Linked DNA regions of Homo sapiens: region 1 is linked to region 2. A link is a loop called in an ENCODE intact Hi-C map of the cell type or tissue named here. Cell type or tissue: B cell. All regions are shown on one strand. Links, peaks and the distances in the headings refer to the core of each region. The heading gives the core; the rest is flanking DNA. Region 1 has its middle 25 kb from the start of OTUD1. Region 2 has its middle 26 kb from the start of OTUD1.

Region 1 (5,384 bases), core at 130-5,129, 51 kb after region 2:
ATTATAATCATAGTATCCCTAATTAATTTTTTTATTAATAAAGTAACTTTATTTAAATGTATCTTGTCACAGGGGAGAGACATATATTTGTAGGTATGTTTAGAACTACATAGGGCAGATAAATAAGGAAGTGGGAATGGACTATTAGTCTGCAAAAAATAAAATAAAATGAATAGGAAGAGTTGCAAGTAACGATGCTGAAGTTTGAAGCATAAGAGGAGAATCAGATTAGTAATTAGTATGATTAACTGCATCATATCTTTTTTTATTATTCTTATTTTTATTTATTTATTTATTTATTTTTTTGAGACGGAGTCTTGCTCTGTCGCCCAGGCTGGAGTGCAGTGGCACAATCTCAGCTCACTGCAAGCTCTGCCTCCCGGGTTCACACCATTCTCCTGCCTCAGCCTCTCCGAGTAGCTGGCACTACAGGTGCCCGCCACCAGGCCCAGCTAATTTTTTTGTATTTTTAGTAGAGATGAGGTTTCACTGTTTTAGCCAGGATGGTCTCGATCTCGCGACCTCGTGATCCACCCACCTCGTCCTCCCAAAGTGCTGGGATTACAGGCGTGAGCCACAGCGCCCAGCCAACTGCATCATATCTAATTTAGAAATCTTTAAATTAACTTATATATATACCATATATGCCTGGTTATATTTCTATTCTTTGGTGGTAAAAATTATTCAGTGTCGTTGATTTTTTTTTTAAATGTTAGAAGTACTCAAATAATGATTTAGTTCAAAATTAAAGCATAAAAAGGAGAAAAGGGCCCTCAGCCTTCTGATGATGTTTTTGGACCAAAGATCTACAATCTTTTCCCAAGTAGAAAATTGAATACATTCCGTGTTACAAATAAAGGAGCCTTGCTGTTTTTAGACTGTGGACCTCCACACTGCACTCTGAGCTCCTAATTTCTAAAGGCATCCAAGGGTTTAGAGCAGGTGAATTTGTCAGTACTACTTGTTTTTGGAGAAAAAGAGGTATAAGAAAGTGGAAATTGACTATTAGACTGCCTACCTGAAAAAAATAAAATAAAATAAATAGGAAGGGTTGCAAGTAAGGATGCTGAAGTTTGAGGAATAAGAGGAGAGTCAGACCTGCAGATGTGGCTTCAAGCTGGACTGAAGAGGTGGAGTTGCCAGGAATAATAAGGAGTGTCAAAAGAATACATTACTAAGTGAAAAGAAAGTCCACAGAATGGGAGAAAATGTTTGCAAATTAAATTTGATAAGGAATTTATCCAAAATGTATAAAGAACTCTTACAACTCAAAAAGAAGATTGCTGGGCAAGGTAGCTCACACTCATAGTCCCTACACATTGGAAGGCCAAGGTGGGTGGATCTCTTGAGCCCAGGAGTTTAAAACCAGCCTAGGCAACATAGTGAGATCCCATCTCTACAAAAATATAAAAATTAGCCGGGGGTGGTGGTGCATGCCTGTAGCCCCAGCTACTTGGGGAGCTGAGGTGGGAGGATTGCTTGAGCCCAGGTGTGAGAAACCACTCTGAGCAATATGGTGTGACTCCATCTCTACAAAAAATAAAGCAGTTTGGCCAGACATGGTGGCACAAGCTTGTAGTCCCAGCTATTTGGGAAGCTGAAGTGGGAGGATCAGCTGAGCCTGGAGAGGTTGAGACTGTAATGAGTTGTGATAGCACCACTGCACTCCAGCCAGGGCAACAGAGTGAGACCCTGTCTCAAAAAACACACAGAATCAAACAAACAAAAACCAAAAAGACAACCCAAATTTTAAAAATAGGCAAGAGATCTTAAGAAACATTTTTCCAAAGGAAATGTATGAGTGGCTAATATGCACATGAAAAGATGCTTAGCACCATTAATCTCTATGGAAATGTGAATGAAAACCAGAAGCTACCGTGTCTTACCCATTCAACTGCCTATAATCAAAAGCCCATAATTAAAAGTCTGTAGAGAGGGAAAGTAGGTTAGTTGGTTGCCTGGGGCTGGGGAATGGAAAAGTTGGGGGAAATGGAAAGTGATTTCTAATGAGTACAGGTTTCTTTTTGGGATGATGAAAATGTTCTAAAATTGGTTATGGTGGTGGTTGATAACTCTGCGAATATACTAAACATGTTTAGTGGGTGAATTGTATTGTATGTGAATTATGTCTCAATAAAGTCTAAGAAACAAGACAATAAGAAGTGCTGGCCAGTATGTAAAGAAATTAGAACTCTTATATAGTACAGGTGGGAATGCGAAGTGGTACAGCCACTTTGGAAAACAATTTGGTAGTTCCTCAAAAGGATAAATAGAGAGTTACCATATGACATAAGAATTTCTTTTTCTTTTTTTTGAGGCAGAGTTTCACTCTGTCTCCCAGGCTGGAGTACAGTGGTGTGATCTCGGTTCACTGCAACCTCTGCCTCCCGGGTTCAAGCGATTCTCCTGCCTCAGTCTCTTGAGTAGCTGGGATTACAAGCGGGCACCCACCATGCCCAGCTAATTTTTATATTTTTAGTAGAGAGAGGGTTTCGTCATGTTGGCAAGGCTGATCCCAAACTCCTGACCTCAGGTGATCTGCCCACCTCGGCCTCCCAAAGTGTTGGGATTACAGGCGTGAGCCACCGCACCCAGCCTGACATAAGAATTTCACTCCTAGCTATACACACAAGAGAAGTGAAAACATGTACACACAAAAAATCAGACACAAATGTTCATAGCAGCATTATTTATAAAACTCAGAAACTGAAAGCAACTCAAATATCCATCAGCTGATGAATGGATAAATAAAGTGTGACATAAAACACGATGGAAAATTAGCAATAGAATAAGTAGTGATGTAGGTTACAACATAGATGAACCTCAAAACCATTGACCTAAGTGAAAGAAGTCAGTCAAAAATAACCACAAATGTAAGATCTGATTTCCATGAAATGTTCAGAATAGTCAAATCTACAAGAGACAGAAAATAGATTTAGCAGTTGCCTAGGACTGGAGGGAGAATGGGGAAGTGAGAAGTGATTGCTAATAGGTACAAGTTTTCTTTTTAGGACAATAGAAATGTTCTAAAATTAGATTATGGTGATGGTTGCACAATGCTGTAAATATATTTTACAACATTGAATAGACGCCTTTAACTGGTAGACTTCATGGCATGTGAGTGATATCTTTTTTTTTTTTTTGAGATGGAGTTTCGCTCTTGTCACCCAGGATGGAGTGCAGTGGCGCGATCTCAGCTCACTGCAACCTCTGCCTCCCAGGTTCAAGCGATTCTCCTGCCTCAGCCTCCTGAGCAGCTGGGATTACAGGCACCTGCCACCATGACCAGCTAATTTTTTGTATTTTTAGTAGAGACGGGGTTTCATCCATGTTGGCCAGGGTGGTCTTGAACTCCTGACCTCAGGTGATCTGCCCCCCTCAGCCTCCCAAAGTGCTGAGATTACAGGTGTGAGCCACCACGCCCGGCCCTGTGAGTGATATCTTAATAAAGCTGTTAAAAAAGAATGAAGAGGCATATTATGCTCAGTTGAAGTACTGACTAGAACAAGTCTCTACTCTCTCAGGCTCCATCACCCTCTCATCCTTTTCCTCTTTCCTCTTGGTCTCTTCTCTGTCATTTCTTTCTCCATGACACAACACACTCTTGTCTCCAAAACTTTTTCATTCTCCTACCTCCTTCCTCAAAATGTGGCACTTTCCTTTAACTGGCTCTATTGCTTTTTTTCCTGTTTCTCTAACTTTTGAAATTGACATGTAATAATTGTACATATTTATAGGGTACATAGTAATATTGCAATACAAACAATGTACAGTGATCTGATCCGGGTAATTAACATATCCATCATCTCAAACATTTATTTCTTTCTTTTCTTTTCTTTTTGTTTTGTTTGTTTCTTTTTTTTTTTTTTTTTTGAGATGGAGTTTCACTCTTGTTGCCCAGGCTGGAGTGCAATGGGGTGATCTCGGTTCACTACAACCTCCGCCTCCCGAGTTCAAGCAATTCTGCTGCCTCAGCACCACCACACTCTGCTAATGTTGTAATTTTAATAGAGACGGGGTTTCTCCATGTTGGTCAGGCTGTTCTCGAACTCCCGACCTCAGCTGATCCACCCACCTCGTCCTCCCAAAGTGCTGGGATTACAGGTGTGAGCCACCGTGCCCGGCCTCTATTTTTCTTTTAAATCTGAATGTGATCTCTCCTTCCCATTCTAGGCACTCATGCTCCTCCAGAGCTAAGCTTAGAAAACAAAAGAACACAGGGATAGGGAAACAAATGATCTCAAAATAGTTGATGGAAAATAGCAACTTCTCTTTTTCTGCAGGGCTTCCTTTTGACTGTGATTTTCCTTTTCCTTTTTGTTTTTTCCAGACAGAGATTTTTCTCCATCTCTGGCTCTTGAAGTGAGATCAGAGACTCAAAAATACCACACTGTATCATTTACTTGGGCATTTTCTCAGAAGGGGATTAACTTTGGCAAGAGTTTGGGTGGTGACAAATGACTCAGAGATAAAAGATGAGTCAAGAAGCATTGCTAAAACTGTGGTCGCTTCGCATCAACCTTAGGGATATGGTACTTTGCAACTTGGCAACCATAACATTATATTGATTAGTCTAATGGATTCTTTCTGAGTATGATAGCAAAGACAAAGGCAGAATATTCTTAGTATATCACTAAATTCTATCGGTCATTATTTGATACTTAAAAAAATACTCGTCCCAAGAAGCAAGGTTTTAGCCACACAGCAGTTTTCATATTACTGAAAAACCCGCTAGGGAGAAAGGCACTCTAGTGGATCTCTATTTACTCAATAATAAAAGCAAGATCAAATGACCTTTATTTAAAAACAAACAAGCTTAAAAAAAATGGCAGGCAGAGAAGGGAGTCAACTTTTTCTCAATCCACTGCTTGAGAAATTATCTGATTAATGTTAGCTCTGGAAATTTTTATTTATTTATTTTTTATTTTATTTTATTTATTTATTTTTTTGAGACAACGTCTCGCTCTGTTGCCCAGGCTGGAGTTCAGTGGCATGATCTTGGCACACTGCAACCTCTGCCTTCCGGGTTCCAGCGATTTTCCTGCCTCAGCCTCCTGAGTGGCTAAGATTACAGGCATGTTGCCACCACACCTGGCTAATTTTTATATTTTTAGTAGAGACAGGGTCTCACCACGTTGGCCAGGTAGGTCTCGAACTCCTGGCCTCAAGTGATCCACCCGCCTCTGCCTCCCAAAGTGCTGGGATTACAGGTGTGAGCCACCGTGCCCAGCCCAGAAATATTATTATTATTATTATTATTGTTGTTGTTGTTGTTGTTGTTGTTGTTATTTGAGATGGAGTCTTGCTCTGTAGCCCAGGCTGGAGTGCAATGGTGCAATCTCGGTTCACTGCAACCTCCACCTTCCGAGTTCAAGCTATGCTTC
Region 2 (5,384 bases), core at 203-5,202:
CCAACACATAGAACTGATAAATACTCAAAGTATTTATCATCGATGAACACCACAAATACCCTGACTTAGTCATTACACAATCTACGCATGTAACAAAATATCACATGCACCCCATAAATATGTACAAACGTTATAAAGTAACAGTTTTTAAAAGGGGTATATAAATGTGTGTTCTCTACCTTAGCAGTCATTATAACATTGTCTTTCATCTAAGAAAAACACATGTAGGTATCAGATGGAGTTCAGGTTCTCTGTTCACTCAGCTGCTAGTTTCTCAACCTACACAACCTGAACCTGCTGACTTTTCTCCCTTGCCACCACATTTACCCTGATTCAAGCCACCATTCTTTCTTGCCCTGACTATTGCAATAACCCCTTAACTCTTGCCTTACTGCAGCATATTCCTGGCCCAGCACGGTGATATTTTTAGACAGCAAAACAAATGTTTTATTTGTTTATTTAAGACACTTCACCAAGTTTGATAACAATAATGTCCAAACTCCTTGTCATGACCTATAGGACCCTACAGAACCTGGCCCCTGCCCACATCTCCAACTTCACCTAATACCTCAGCACATAAATATTTGTTGAATGGATGTGTTTGTCTGGTTCTCATGCTGCTAATAAAGACATACCCGAGATCGGGTAATTTATAAAGGAAAGAGATTTCATAGACTCACATTTCCAATTGGCTGGGGAGGCCTCACAATCATGGTAGAAAGTGAATGAAGAGCAAGTATACGTCTTATATGGCAGTAGGCAAGAGGGTGTGTGCAGGGGAACTGCCCTTTATAAAACCACCAGATCTCATGAGACTTCCTCATGAGAACAGCATGGGGAAAAACCTGCCCCTATGATTCAATTACCTCCCACCAGATCCCTCCCATGACACTCAGGGATTATGGGAGCTACAGTTCAAGATGAGATTTGGGTGGGGACACAGCCAAACCGTATCAATTAATAAATGAATAATGCCTTTCTTAATGTTTAAGATACATACTGGCTTCACAAAAACCATATTGCTAAAATGTAACAAATGTATCACATTGTGTATTCATCTGGATGGCAACTAATTGGTAACTGATACAGGCAAACATGTTTCTTATGGAGCTCTATATCGGCTGTGTTCAAAAAAAGAAAGTTCAGCTTCATCCTACCCACTCCCATAGGCTTTTTGTAAAAGACTCTTACTTTTTCTTCCTTGGTTGACTGACAACTAATAAGACAAAACCCTACAATTATATCTATAATAATTAGCCAACTAGTATATGCTAAATATACTAGTTATATATTTCAAAATAGCTAGAAGAGAGGTATTTGTACAGAGGATCATCAGTTGACTGATTCCTATTAAACTCAATCAAGCAGTAGTAGCTGTTCCGGTAATAACAGATTTGATTGTTAGTTAATAATTATATGAATTAGAGATTCTCTTAAATTCATACAAAAGGTATTTTTAAAAGAACCTGCTTTTGGTCAGTGTGCAAATGGGTAGATTTTAAAAAATCTGCTTTTAGGCCAAGTGCAGTGGCTCATGTCTATAATCCCAGCAACTTTGGGAGGAGGCAGGAAGATCCCTTGAGCCTAGGAATCAAGACCAGCCTGGGCAACACAGCAAGACCTCATCTCTAATAAAAATTAAAATAAAGAATTAGCTGGGCATGGTGGTGTGAACTGTAGTCTCAGCTACTCAGGAGGCTGAGGTGGGGGGATTGCTTGAGACCAGGAGTTCAAGCTTACAGTGAGCTATGACTGCACCACTAAACTCCAGCCTAGGCAACAGAGTAAGACCTTGTCTCAATCAATCAGTCAATCAGTAGATAAAAATCTGCTTTTGGGATTTAAGTGACCAACCATTGCTTATTATTTTGTTAGGCTTACTACCCCTTTGATCTACTAACAATGCCTAATGAAGTCAACAGTCAGTAATTAATCAGGCATGATCTATGAATAGTTGACAAACATTAAGCAGTTAATGGATTTCAGGTAAATGACAGGCAGGCTTATTAATATGCTGATTCTATTCTGGGAACCCTCATTAGAAGATAACTGCTTCATCTTCACAATGTCAAACTTGCTTCCAATGGATAAATTATCATGATACAAAAATAGACTGCAGATAAAGCCTTTAATTCTACTTGGGCAAATCCAAGAATAACGTAAGAGTGTTACTTAAACTTACATTTAGAAAAGTCAAAGATTTTAAGGGAAAATATATAATTACTTTGAAAACATAGACTATTTTTCTAGATTTATTTATTTATTTATTTTACCTGTCACTTACTTAACAAATACTTATTTACACTGGTCAGGCATGTGAAAGAGTTTTCCAGATTCTAGAAGCAGACTCTCCAAATCATGCTAAAGGCTCACACTGAGCTCTCAATCAAACCATGATATATTTTCATGATCCGGTAAGAGGTGTCATCCATAATTTCCTTTGTTCCCATTTTGTTTATAAGGCTAGCCCAAATCTTACCGTGTCTCAATCAGTCTGAAACTCCAAGTTCACATGTATTATCAGTCAGCTAGATTATCTCTCAAAGGCAAATGAAAAAAAAAAATAGTCCTGTTTCCCAGAGATTTTTTTCTTTTTTTGAGACAGGGTCTCACTCTGTTGCCCAGGCTGGAGTGCAGTGATGCAATCATAGTTAATTGCAACCTTGAACTCCTGGGCTCAAGCAGTCCTCCCACTTCAGCCTCCCAAGTAGCTGGGACTACAGGCGGGTGCCATCACACCTGGCAATTTATTTTTATTTTTTGTGGAAACGAGGTCTCACTATCTTGCCCAGGCTTGTCCCAAATGCCTGGCTTCAAACAATCTCCCCAGCTTGGCCTCCCAAAGCGCTGAGATTACAGGCGTGGGCCACCATGTTCAACCTCAGAGATTTTTAATGTACACCGAAAGTAAATCCAAATGCTTACATATTTTAACATAATTAGAAACGATCATTTAATTCCCTACCTTCAAAATATAATATTCTTATCAATATAATCTGAATGGTTCAAGTGCACAGAATCAGCAAACACATACAGAACAATGAGGCAAATTTACATTAATGTGTTCTATTGTATCAACGGAGAGTCACAGAGCTTCACCACACTCTAATCAGCCCAGGAAATGCATCATTAAAAGGAAAAATCCTTCATTCTGATGACTTTGAGATAGCAAAAAGCAAAAAAAAAAAAAAAAAAAGAAAAGAAAAAGAAAAGTTTAGATATCAGGCTCAGCTCATAGATACCTTTGGCAATGGCTTATTTTCAAGTTGAAAATCCTCTGATTTGAAAATAAATCTTGGCTGGATGCAGTGGCTCACACCTGTAATCCCAGCACTTTGGAAGGCCGAAGCAACCAGCCTGGCCAACATGGCGAAATCCCGTCTCTACTAAAAATACAAAAATTAGCCAGGTATGGTGGAACGCGCCTGAAATCGCAGCTACTCAGGAGGCTGAGACACAAGAATCATTTGAACCCAGGAGGCAGAGGTTGTAGTGAGCTGAGATTGCACCACTGCACTCCAGCCTGGGTGACAGAGTGAGACTCTGTCTCAATAAAAAACACACACACACACACACACACACATACAAAAAAAAAAAAAAAAACACACACAAAGAAAATAAATCTTACCATTATTTAAGGAGATTTTTAAAAAAATAGTTACTGTGTAAGGGAAGGTCTTCAAAAAACAAACAAACAAACAAACTAAAGCCTAATATGGCTAACTCTTAAAAAAAAAGGCAAAGAAATAAAAGGATGAAATATATTTTATAGGCCACAAGAAACGGGCATAAATTAAGTAGTTCATAAAAACTGAGGCAAAGACTTCAAAAATAGTACTCTCTCATATAGGGATAAAATGCCCTCGGTGCAAAGAGTTACGTGTAAAACTGTGTAAGTTAACTTTCACAATGTTGTAATTTCTCTTTCTCCAAAATCCATTCTCTATTATGTTTAAATGTTGATATGCTGAAATTTAAAGAAAACTTGATAAGGTATATAGAGTAGATTAAGAGAGGCTTTTCTTTCCTCCCAAATTCAATTTAGTGAATTTAAACTATTGGTACCTAACGGAATTGTGTGCTGACTCAAACTTTTTACTCAAGTCAATTTTTTTTTTAAATTAATTTTTAGAGACAGGGTCTTGCTTTGTTGCCTAGACTGGAGTGCATTGGTGTGATCATAGTTCACTATAGCCTCCAATTCCTGGGCTCAAGCAACCCTCCTGCCTCAGCCTCTCAAGTAGCTAGGATTACAGGCACATGCCACCACACCTGGCTAATTTTTTTACTTTTTATTTTTTGTAGAGTCTTGCTGGTTGCCCCAGCTGGTTTCAAACTCCTGGCCTCAAGCAATCTTCCTACCACGGCCTCCCAAAATCCTGAGATTACAGATGTGAGCCATGGCACCCAGCCTCAAGCCAACATTTTTAACATAATTTTTTTACAAAGCTTACAGTTTAAAATGTATTTATCACAGATTACTATAAGAAATTTTCTTACTAACGATTATTTCAAATTCGAAGAAAATAACCCCCAGGGTGAATGAGGGCTTTATTCATTTTTGCTATTCATTATTTTTTCACTAGTACTCACCAACCTGGTTAAATTTTTCCTATACGTTAGAAAAGAAAAAAAAGAAAAGTCCATGAACAACCTAAGAAGTCCGAGATCAATAAATTTCCTATCTGCTTAAACTAACTGCATGGATTCTGCTGTTTACAATTAAGAGTACCAAGGGAGATAGCTGGGTATAGAATCAAGGATTATAAATCATTTTCCCTGAACATTTTGCAAAGGATTGTTCCATGGTCTTCTGGCTATAATGTTTCTGTTGAGAAGTCTGATGCCATTGTTTTTCTTAAGGTTCTGGATATGACTTATTTTTCCTCTCTGAAAGCTTTGAGACTATTTTTTCTATCCCTAGTACTCTAAAATTCCTAGTTGAAAGCATGAGTCTTTTTGCATTCCTTGGGCTGCCACATCCAGTTGTGTAGGTTGTGCACTGCATCACTTTAGGGAGCCCTATTCCCATCTTAGTCCATAGATACAACTTGGATGACTGCACAAGATGGCCTTGTGGACATTCTGTGGGACCTTACAATCTGAAGATGACTGTCATTGAGCTCTCAGAAATCTTTTGCCCAATCCTTCCTCTCAACCAATTTTTTTTTTTTTTTTTTTTTTTTAGAGACACGGTTTCACCCAGGCTGGAGTGCAGTGATGCAATCTCTGCTCACTGCAACCTCTACCTCCTGGGTTCAAGCAATTCTCCTGCCTCAGCCTCCCGAGTAGCTGGGATTACAGGTGTGCACCACCAAGCCCAGCTAATTTTTGTATTTTTAGTAGAGATGGGGTTTTGTCACGTTGGCTATGCTGGTCTCAAA

What was found. Peaks named below come from ENCODE experiments on the same cell type or tissue, not always from the same donor. Only the 100,000 strongest peaks of a DNase experiment are listed, where the experiment ranks them.
Region 1: it touches region 2 in a loop (1.8-fold over the local background); 2 of 110 quality-filtered maps call a loop at or near these places.

Annotation. Positions count from the first base shown.
Region 1 is chr10:23,411,437-23,416,820 of GRCh38, reverse strand. No RefSeq gene overlaps it. Among named protein-coding and RNA genes, the nearest start is that of OTUD1, 25 kb to the left of the region's middle. RefSeq lists silencers at 4,175-4,375, 4,375-4,575. In B cell, for the core only: no CTCF peak of the experiment used is centred there; a DNase peak (open chromatin) is centred at 2,880.
Region 2 is chr10:23,462,646-23,468,029 of GRCh38, reverse strand. No RefSeq gene overlaps it. Among named protein-coding and RNA genes, the nearest start is that of OTUD1, 26 kb to the right of the region's middle. In B cell, for the core only: no CTCF peak of the experiment used is centred there; no DNase peak of the experiment used is centred there.